Regions from separate parts of the Homo sapiens genome. Here region 1 is linked to region 2. Evidence: read pairs that join two places in POLR2A ChIA-PET (ENCODE). Cell type or tissue: HCT116. All regions are shown on one strand. Links, peaks and the distances in the headings refer to the core of each region. The heading gives the core; the rest is flanking DNA. Region 1 holds the start of KRTAP4-1 (keratin associated protein 4-1). Region 2 overlaps LOC105371777 (a long non-coding RNA gene).

Region 1 (5,384 bases), core at 220-5,219, 280 kb before region 2:
GCCTTAGATGTTTTTTAGCTACTTCATAATTTATAAGTGTGCTATGCTGATTTCATTAGCAGCTATTTGCTATAATGTACTGGGGTCTTATTTTTTGGGTATTAACATATCCATGTTTACATCTATTTTAAATACTGTTCAAATTGAAGGGACTGTGGCTATGCAGCTCATTCAGGAACAGTAAATTAAATGGTTGGAACAAAAGAATGACTCGTCCTGTGCTCAGAATATCAAATGACACACTCTGAAAAGTATATGAAGGAATGGATGAGATGATGCTAAAACAAAAAAGGAAGAAAAATGGTGCTTTTAGGGATAAATAACTGATTAAATGGAAATTACCTTAGCATCCATTTTAAAAACCAAGGCTAACTGCTACAATGTCATGCTTCAATCAGAATATCTGATCATTTCTCTTCAGGTAAGATAAACAATAGCAAGGAAATAACCCAGGTCATGGTGATGGCAAGTCCTCAGCAGGGTAGAGAAGGAAACTTGGAAGGAAGAAGGCTTATGAACTCTAGTACCTTATGCCACTGAAAACCCACACCCAGAACCTCCACCTTCTGACACCATGGTCAGCTCCTGCTGCAGCTCCTTCTGCTGTCACCAGAGGTGTGGTTAAGACCTCTGCCAAGAGATCTGCTGCCATCCCAGCTGCTGCCAGACCACCTGCTGCAAGACCGCTTGCTGCTGCCGCAGCTTCTGTGAGTTCAGTTGCTACCATCCAGTCTGCTGCCAGACCACCAATCTGTGGATCCTGTTGTTGAATTTCATTCCTGACCACCAGCCTGAGTCAACTACCATGTTGAAAACATACTTGTTTTAAGGAGAAGGGTTATCTCTAAGCTGTCTCCCCTGCCTTCAGACAGAGAGGGCTATTTCTAAACAAACAAGTGACCATAGAACTGTGGCTCAGTTAGACCAGAATCCCAAGCCTATGATACCTGCACTTGCTTTGACCTTGATAGTGACTTCCTTATGATACATTAATTATGTCTGCAAAAATATTAATATTCTTGTTGTCATAAGAAGTTGGGCTACATTCAAACTAAGTGCAAAGAAAAAAACCTGTTATAAATAGACAGGAAGGTGATAAAACTGCAATCATAGCAGAGGCTTTAAACATACTATTTCAAAAACGGTCATTTGAAGAAGAAAAGTAAACAAAGATATGGAGAATTTGAGTAAAATCATTATCAACTTAGACACAATGGATATTTTTATGCCATTTTATGCCTAACGAACTGAATTTTCATAATTTTTATATATACCCCAAATAGTCATAAAATATGTCCATAAAAATATATTCTAAATATGTTCTTGTATCCTTCCTTCCATCCCCTCTTCCCTCCTTCCTGAATAACTCAGTCTAAATAGAAAGTAGGTGTCTGCATGGGATAGGGATGGCCTAAAGAGATAACATTCTTAATTTCTTTTTTTAAAAATTAATGTCGTCTTGCACTTATAGAAAAATTGCAAGAATAGGTCAAAGAGGTTTCTTTGGTGATAAAAAGAAAGTGATGCTTCACTGCCTCTGAGCACTAGTGTGTGTTGCCTACATCAAGGGCTTTCCCCTCCGTAAACACAATAGAATTTAAAATCAGGCTTTATTCTTGCAAACAATGTTGCAAAGAATACCCTTGAACTTACATCTTGGAAGGTATGTATAGGTGCATCTGTTGAATACATTTCTAGAAGTGAAAAGGCTCAATCAAAACACACGCACATTTCAAAATATGCTAAATTAATTTAAGATACTGTTAAATTTCAGATTCTGTTAATTACCATCTAAAGAAGTTGCCTCAATTTAGATCCCTGCCAACTGTGTATTAAAATGTCAATGTCTTTATAATTTCACCAATTTATTAAAGTTTTTAAACTTAAATATTTTACATTTGTCATTACAAATAGCAAGTATTCACTGCCATATCCCGAGAGCATGCAGTAGAACCTGGCACACAGTAGGTATTCGGTAGATGGTTTGATGAGTGAATAAGTTGTTCAATTAAAATACCTTAAATTATGAGTGAGACTAAACATCTTTCAGAAGCTCAAAAGGCACTTAAATTTCTTTTTTTAGTGAAATCACTGTTAATATCCTTTACTCAATTTTCTGTTTGGTTGTTGTTGTTGTTGTTTTTCTCATTGGGTTGTAAGAGGTATTCATGGATTAAGAAAATTAGCTCATTTATTTGTAGATTGGTTAAGGTATTATTATTTATTTTCAGCTTACTCTTTAGCCTTCTTGTTTTTCAATCAGGCATTTGAGTTTTTTTCTGTTGTAAATTTTTTTCAATCTTTTTCTTCATTGTTGTTAAGTTTTTCTGTATTAGAAAATCCACTCCACTTCTAATATTTTAAGACAATTTCTGCTGTTTTCTTCTAGTTGTTTCACAGTTTATTTTTCTCAGAAGAATCTTCAGAAAACAAGAAACATCATCCCATTTGAGGACTGCTGTGAGACACACAGTTTTCAGGATGACACACAGAATGCTGAGTTCCAAGTGATCTGTCACCTGACAATCGACTGGATGAGTAAGATTACAAGTCTTTGAAATTAAATGACACACTAAATTAACTGAAGACAAGAGGAGGAGGAAAGACTGGATTGGCTAAACTCTAACACAGAGAAAGAATAAAAGTGCATTCCACCTTTTATACAGATATTTTCCCACAATTAGCTAACTTGATAATTGCCTATCTATTAAGATAAACAATAACAAGGAAATAGCTTTTATGTGGTGACAACAGCTCCTCAGCTGAGTATAAAAGTGGACATGGGATAAGGAGATTCCCACATTCGAAAAACTCACTGTCTTGGAAACCTACCTAGAACCTCCACCCTCTGACACCATGGTTAACTCTTGTTGTGGCTCTGTCTGCTCTGACCAGGGCTGTGATCAAGGCCTCTGCCAAGAGACCTGCTGCCGCCCCAGCTGCTGCCAGACCACCTGTTGCTGCCCCAGCTGTGTTGTATCCAGCTGCTGCCGCCCATCCTGCTCTCAGACTACCTGCTGCCAGACCACTTGCTGTCGCCCCAGCTGCTGCCACCCAGTCTGTTGTCAGACCACCTGCCGCCCCAGCTGTGGTGTGTCCAGCTGCTGCCGCCCACTCTGCTGTCAGACCACCTGCCACCCCAGCTGTGGTATGTCCAGCTGCTGCCGTCCACTCTGTTGTCAGACCACCTGCCGCCCCAGCTGTGGTGTGTCCAGCTGCTGCCGTCCACTCTGCTGTCAGACCACCTGCTGCCGTGCAACTTGCTGCCGCCCCAGCTGCTGTGGATCCTCTTGTTGAACCTCATATTGGACTATCAACCATGAGCCAGTCACCATCCCATGATATGAAAGTGTCATTTATATCAACTTGTCCATGTGTTAAATGGCCATCAGCTTTATTATCCTGTTATTCCACTAAGTAACTGGTGAAAGGGCATCCATCTACATTTAATACCACTCATTTTTCCCATGGATCTCTTCCCAGCAGCATTCAGACCTCAGATGCATGATGCAGTTAGACTAAGCCTCTAAGTTTCTGACTGTTATGCTTGATTTGACCTTCAAAATTACATATTAACTGTTCTTCAATAAATATTATCTTAATATCAGTAATTCTTTTCTCTTTTTTCAATTTTTTTGAGAATTAGTTGTCAGTTTATTTTTTAGCATTACTTCTCTCAAGATAAAGACAAATTTGGGTTACCACGACCAGGAAAGAAAACTGATTTTGTAAATATAATGTAATGCTTATATTATAGAAAGGACTTCATAAATTTTTCAAAATAAGATAACTCGCTGTATTTAACTAACAAAAGTTTCTTATTCAGTCAATGAAATTATTGATCATCTGTCATGTTCATTGCACTGTTGGGCTCTGGAGATCACATCAAGATATGTGAGGCACAGGAGCTTCCTAAAAGGAGCTCACCGTCTAATCTTGGAAATAAGAGGAAAGAGCAAAGTAGATAGATTGTGCTGGGTAGTACTGATCAGAGGAGAACTTTCTGTCTTGGGGAAGAGTAAGACATTAGGAATATACATATACACACATTTAATAATAGAATGAGTTAAGTTGGTACAGGGAAGATGTGCAGGTCACAGACCCATGAAATGAAGAGGAGGAAAATATAGGAAAATGTTTACATTCTTATGAGGACAAGACTGAGATGAGCTAAGAAACAGTTGGTGTTGACCAAATTTGGTGGAAGTTAAACCTCACTGGCCTCATCCCATCACCTCTATGTTAATGGTACTATACTAAAAGTCATAGGCAAATGAGAAAGCTCTTAGTCAAAGATGGAGCCACACAAGGACAAGGGAATATCCTCTTTGGGGAAGAGTCAGGGAGGAGTTGGGTAAGGGTTTGAATGGTAGGCAATGATAGAGTTGTAAAAGAGAAGGACTCAGGCTGTAATTTTAAGCTGTGAGCTAAGAATGCACTCTCGGGATATGCTTAGACTCTACAGCTTTCTTGTATCTCAGGTAAACTTGGTCATATTCAGACAAGCAAACCATATGTCTCCTGTAGCCACATGGCTTTGCTTATTCTGCCTGATGTCACTTCCACATGAAAAAAAAATATACTTGAGCAAAATACAGGATTTAATAGAATAAAAATTATCCTCAGGAAAGGACCAAAAAAATTATAGATGTTCTAAAATGGGGAAATAATATTCTTTTCAATAATGATAATAATCATGAAGGATCAGAAAATATGGGCAGGAGTGCAGTAAGCAGTAATGCCAAGGCTGTCAAGGTGAAGCACAGATGCAGTGGAAGGTCATTGCAAATGATGGGGGTGCCACTCAGCTGATGGGTAGACAGCAGGAAGGTAAAGCGAGAAATACTGGTAGATTTCTCATTTTCATTGGTATAATTTATACCTAAATACCAATTACTGTCCACACTTGTCTGGGATAGGCAAAGCAAATTGTCAAGAAATGTTATCTGTTTTGTCTTTATAGCGTGTGTCACCATGTTTACAGCAGCCTCTCATCTCCCCATGACAAGTGAATGTTTTACCCAAGGCAGCCTAGCTCCAAGGCAGCCATCTGGTTGTTTCCTCTGCTCTTTAGCAACTACTTTCCCTTTTGGAAGTTCAAACTTATCACAGTTTCTCATGTCTTTGAGATAATTTCCATTCCATAACCAAATAATATCAATAGGCCCAAGAGTTAAGGACTTTAGTTAGAAGCAAAATTTAGACAAGGACGAAGAAGAAAATGGCAAAAATTAAAGTACATTATCATATCAGTAGAGCAATATAACATTAGTGTCATAAAGAAAGTCACATTCTTTTTTTTTTTTTTTTGAGATGGAGTCTCACTGTGTCGCCCAGGCTGGAGTGCAGTGGCGCGATCTTGGCTCACTGAAATCTCTGCCTCC
Region 2 (5,384 bases), core at 246-5,245:
AAGGATGAGTTCATGTCCTTTGCAGGGACATAGATGATGCTGGAAAGCATCATTCTCAGCAAACTAACACAAGGACAGAAAACCAGACACCGTGTGTTCTCTCTCATAAGTTGGGGTTGAACAGTGAGAACACATGGACACGGGGGGTGGGAGGCGCATCACATACTGGGGACTGTCGGGGCGTGGAGGGCTGTGGGAGGAGAGCATTAGGACAAATATCTAATGTAGATGACAGGCTGATGCGTGCAGCAAACCACCATGGCGCATCAATACCTATGTAACAAACCTGGATGTTCTGCACCTGTACCCCAGAACTTAAAGTATAATATAAAAAATAGAAAGACATTTTTCTATGGAATGTGAAGGCTACTTCAGTACCAAATAACAGTCTCTTGTGATGAGAGCACCATGTCTGCCAGGCGGCATCTGTTGCACAGCACTCTGCTGTGTCTTCCAGCCTCTGCCTCGTTCCCACTTCAGCCGGGCGTTCCTGCTTACATCTGTGGCAAGCTCTCAGCTAGCTTCTCCTCCCAGACTGAGAATCCTCCTAAACTGCACCTCTTGCCATTTACCCTCTAGGGGACAATAGACTTCTTCATCTTGTACCTGGGTGATACCAGGCTCTCAGAATTCCTAGGGATCAGAGGGGTGGGTAGAAGGACAGGTGGATCAGGTAGATGCATGAAGAGAGGCAACGCCAGTTACTCAGACTCTGCCTGGGCTACCAGAGTCCTGAGCTTCTTGCCCCCATTCGGGAGGTGTTAGGGGTCTCACTCCGAATCATTACTAGTTTGTTCTTTAGCTTTTATTTCCATTTCTTCCGTGTGTGTGTGTGTGTGTGTGTGTGTGTGCTGCCACTGATACTACTTTTCCCTCTCAGCGATTAAAAGAAAAAAAGATACATTTGAAAAAGTGGTGTATTATCTATTCTGTTAATATGATGTCAGTATTTATGAGGTGTGGTCTTTGTGCCTCTTTTTAAAGATATAAGGAATTACTCCATCGCCAAAGTTCGGTGGCTTCTCATATCACAGAGTAAAAGGCAGGTTCCTTGCTGGATGATGGCATCCACATCCCTCACCATTCACCTCCGAATTGCTGAGGTCCTTTCCACCACCCTCCCTTCCATCCCTGAGCACCCCCACATCCCCACTGCTCCACCCACACTCACACCTAAACTGCTATAGACCTTTGCACCTGAGCTGCCATATGGCTCTTTTCTTCCTGCTGTCATTCAAATACCACTCTCACAGGGAGGCCCATTCTCATCTCTCTACACACAAGGGCAACTTTCCCAGCCCTCCCCACCCTTCCTTTTTCTCCTCTGACCTACTCCCTTCACCTCTAGCTCCCACCCCTGAATCTAAGTTCCGCCAGGGCAGAAACGTTTGTGTTTTTTTAACTACTGTATCCCCAGCATCTGCAACAAAACCTTGCACACACTGATATTCACACAGACTTGTGAATTCATGAATGAATGCGTGAGTGAATGAATGAATACATCATATACTATACAAGGTTCATAGTAAAAAATAGCAGCCCCTGGTGTCCCCACTCCTGAATGTTTCTCTCTGAAATCTTTTAGCTATTGTTTCTGGTATTAACCTGCATATCTCTAAGGAATATGCTTACACTGCTATTTCTTGTTTTATCAACTTAAGACGTTAAAGACCGGGCACGGTGGCTCACGCCTGTAATCCCAGCACTTTGGGAGGCCGAGGTGGGCGGATCACGAGGTCAGGAGTTGGAGACCATCCTGGCTAACACGGTGAAGCCCCGTCTCTACTAAATATACAAAAAAAAATTAGCCGGGCGAGGTGATGGGCACCTGTAGTCCCAGCTACTCGGGAGGCTGAGGCAGGAGAATGGCGTGAACCCAGGAGGTGGAGCTTGCAGTGAGCCGAGATCACGCCACCGCACTCCAGCCTGGGCGACAGAGCGAGACTCCGTCTCAAAAAAAAAAAAAAAAAAAAAAAGAAGACATTAAAGACCTAAATCCCCATTGTAGAAGATGGCATCACAGGATTCTTACACCATCTCACACCTCCGGTTGCCATTTCTCTACCTTTCCAGTGTGATTACATCACATTGTCTTATAATTTACATATATATTATCTGTATGGGGTTTATATCCCTTTGCTAGAATGAAGCCTTGTCAGCAGGAATTTGTGTTTGTCTTGCTCACGGAAGTATCCTCATGGCCTAGAACAGTGCCAGGCCCTCAGCAGGTACTGAGTAAATATTTGTGGAGTGAATGGATGAATTCTGAGATTTATGGGCTGTGACTTATCCACCAGTTACTCATCGCTGCACTTTAGGGATGCGTGGGCCACCTCCATGTCCCTGTGCTTTTCCAGCTTGGACTCTCCCTCAAACTCTGCACTTTCAGGAAAACTTCAATGACTCCCTCCCACCCAGCTTTACTTGGGGATCCTTCCTCTATATCCACAAATCTTTTCGTGAACATTATATATAATTCCCGATTAGTCACCGTCTCCGGCTAGGCTGCCGCCTCCTCGGAATCATGGACTGTGTCTTGATTTCTGAACCCTATTGGCTATCACAGCATCCCACCTATTGTAATTGATTCTCAAGCAGCTATGAATGAAGGACACACAGTCCCTGCTTGCCACTTGGAGGCAAGAAAGAAACGACATCTTCCTGTTCCTGGTGAGCCCTAGGGTGAGTCACTTCACCATTTACAGAGATAACATGTGGCTCGATTGCTTCTTCTTTCACTCTTCACTTCCCCAGGTTAATAATTGCCAGATCATGTCATACTCTTTATTTTTTCAACCATTTCACTTCTTGCCATCCCTTTCCATGTCCAAATCTCCCTCAGAAATAAAAATAAATTTCAAATTAGTCAGAGCATCGTGACTTCTTTCAAAGTTAGAATTACTGCCTTATGAAACATGTGATTCAATGTGGGGCTCCGCTTGACAAGATCAAGCATTCTAAACTAAAATGTACAACCAGTGGAAATATCTTCCTGCTCCTCGACTACTGATACTTTACAGCCATGGTTCTCCAACTTTACCATGCATCCGAAGCACTGGAAAGACTTGCTAAGATGGAGCCACAGATTGTGGGGTCCCACTCCCAGAGTTTCTGAGCCAGATAATCAGAGTCTGGGAATTTGCACTGCCACAAGCTCCTGGGTGCTGCTGATGCTGCCAGTCTGAAGCCCACACTTTGAGAACCCTCGCTTTCCCATAATGCTTCAAGAAGTCTTAGGCACTAAGTTGATGCACCTGTGAAGGGGTTAGATTTCCCTCCTCCCTTCCCACCACCGCCAAGATAAGTAGTTGCTGAGTGCAACATTACAGCACTTCTTAAACTCTAATAGGCACACAGATCACCTGTAGATCTTGATAAAATACAGATCCTTATTCAGCAGGTCAGTGGTGGCGATGGGTGTGGGGTGTGGGGGTGGCCTGAGATCTGTAATCAGCCCCCAGGTGAAGCCAATGTGGCTGACTCTCCGCCTAAACTCTGAGCTGCAGGCATTACAAATTATACCAAGTCCATTAGTATTAAAAGAAAGTGACTTTCTTAGGTCTCAAAGCTTTGAGTAGTTTTTGATTTGATTCAGGCATTTGATTCAGGTCTGAGCTCTGAAACTACTAATATACTTTCTTTTTTCCTCATGAGTCATCTTGAGAATATACTTTTATTCTTTGTTTAACATTTTTACAACATAGAAACAAGTTAACATTTTTAACTTTCACCCATATAAAACTTCCAACATGAATGGGCCCAGCTGACTCATTGTCACTGCCCAGAGATCTCTGAGCTCTATTCAAACACTGCAGATAATTGTAAACCTGGAGACAAGGTTGGGAGGGTGGGGCTGTTTATCCTTGTTGATTGAGAAACCTACTCTTTGTCCTGTGCTGGTGTTTTGTTACATAGTTACAGCACTTAGCCTTTCATTGAAATCCTGCCTCAGAACACCATTATCTAATGCATTATTGATCTCGATTCTCCCAAAGGCCTGTGTTATCTCTTTTTTATTTCTTAAGCTATAAAGAGATTGTGGTGATGGGGAAGTGAAAGAGAAAACACCTCCCAAACCTACCTGATCCAGCTGATCCGGGACATATCCCTTTTTTTTTTTTTTTTTTGAGATGGAGTCTCTCCCTGTTGCCCAGGCTGGAGTGCAGTGGCTTGATCTTCGCTCACAGCAACCTCCACCTCAAGCAATTCTCCTACCTCAGCCTTCCAAGTAGTTGGGAATACAGGCACGTGCTACCACATTTGGCTAATTTTTGTATTTTTAGTAGAGATGGGGTTTCACCATGTTGGTCAGGCTGATCTCGAACTCCTGACCTCGTGATCCGCCCGCCTCAGCCTCCGAAAGTGCTGGGATTACAGGCGTGAGCCACCGTACCTGGCCCAGCACATATCCTTTATATCATAATGTTGTGAACACATATATACATACATATGTGTATATATACACCCACCACATATATAATATATACCCACACATACATACACACACATAAAGAGAAAATGCCTCCCAAAACCTACCTAATCCAGTGTGACTCTTACACCTGCAGGTGGATAGTAAGTGGACATTTAGGGGAGGCAGGACAAGCTACATAATTTTCAGGGCTCGGTATAAAGCAGGCATGCCGGACCCAATTGTCAAGAATTTCAACACTGCAACAGCAGAGCATTAATCCAAGTGCCAGGCCCTTCCAAGCTCACGTGCTCATGAGGCTAACCCTAGGGGAAGAACTCTGACATAACGAAAACCCCATGAATTTGGAAGCTCTCACTCTCTTCCCTTCTTCACTCCTTTCTCCCTTTCAAAACATATGTCAGAAAAGAAGAGCTCCAATGACAATGGTGATGTCATTTGTTCTGTGGTTGAATAAACACTCGTATCTCATCTTTGTCCTGTCTCTCCTTCATTTTCTGCCAAATAGCTCAACCTTCCGACTAAGAAAAACCCAACTAGATCCCACTGGTTCCAACAAGGGCTAAACTGAACTCTACCTTTGGTCCGACTATGATAAGATGGTTTACCTAATCTATGATGAGGAAATGTACTGCACAAATATGACTAGAAGGGAGGGTGTGCAGTTTCCTCAAATGAGATTTTCAAGTCATCAGACAGCCCCTCTCAAACTCTGAGGGCTCACCATGGATCTTGTTACAATGCAAATTCCAATTTAGGAGGAGTGGAAGGGACAGAGGGCATATCTACACTGTGAAACTGTGAGGCCAAGGACCATACTTTGAGTAGCAGAGCTCTAGAACTACCCTGTCCCTTAAGGTAGACACTAACCACAGGTACCTATTGAGTCCTCGAAATGTGGCTTGTCTAAATAGAGATATACTCTGAGTGTAAAATGCACACCACTTTTCAAAGA

The links. Peaks named below come from ENCODE experiments on the same cell type or tissue, not always from the same donor. Only the 100,000 strongest peaks of a DNase experiment are listed, where the experiment ranks them.
Region 1: POLR2A ChIA-PET joins it to region 2 with 5 read pairs; 2 of 35 experiments call an interaction of 5 or more read pairs at or near these places.

Annotation. Positions count from the first base shown.
Region 1 is chr17:41,182,327-41,187,710 of GRCh38, reverse strand. KRTAP4-1 (keratin associated protein 4-1) reads left to right here and starts at 2,800. Exons shown (of 1, transcript NM_001386841.1): 1 at 2,800-3,611. The coding sequence starts at 2,857. The coding sequence ends at 3,297. It also overlaps the pseudogene KRTAP4-17P. In HCT116, for the core only: no CTCF peak of the experiment used is centred there; no DNase peak of the experiment used is centred there.
Region 2 is chr17:40,900,639-40,906,022 of GRCh38, reverse strand. All of the region lies in intron 1 of LOC105371777 (a long non-coding RNA gene), which reads right to left. Among named protein-coding and RNA genes, the nearest start is that of KRT20, 18 kb to the right of the region's middle. In HCT116, for the core only: no CTCF peak of the experiment used is centred there; DNase peaks (open chromatin) are centred at 2,262, 2,592 and 3,832; H3K4me3 peaks cover 1,078 bases; H3K27ac peaks cover 4,804 bases.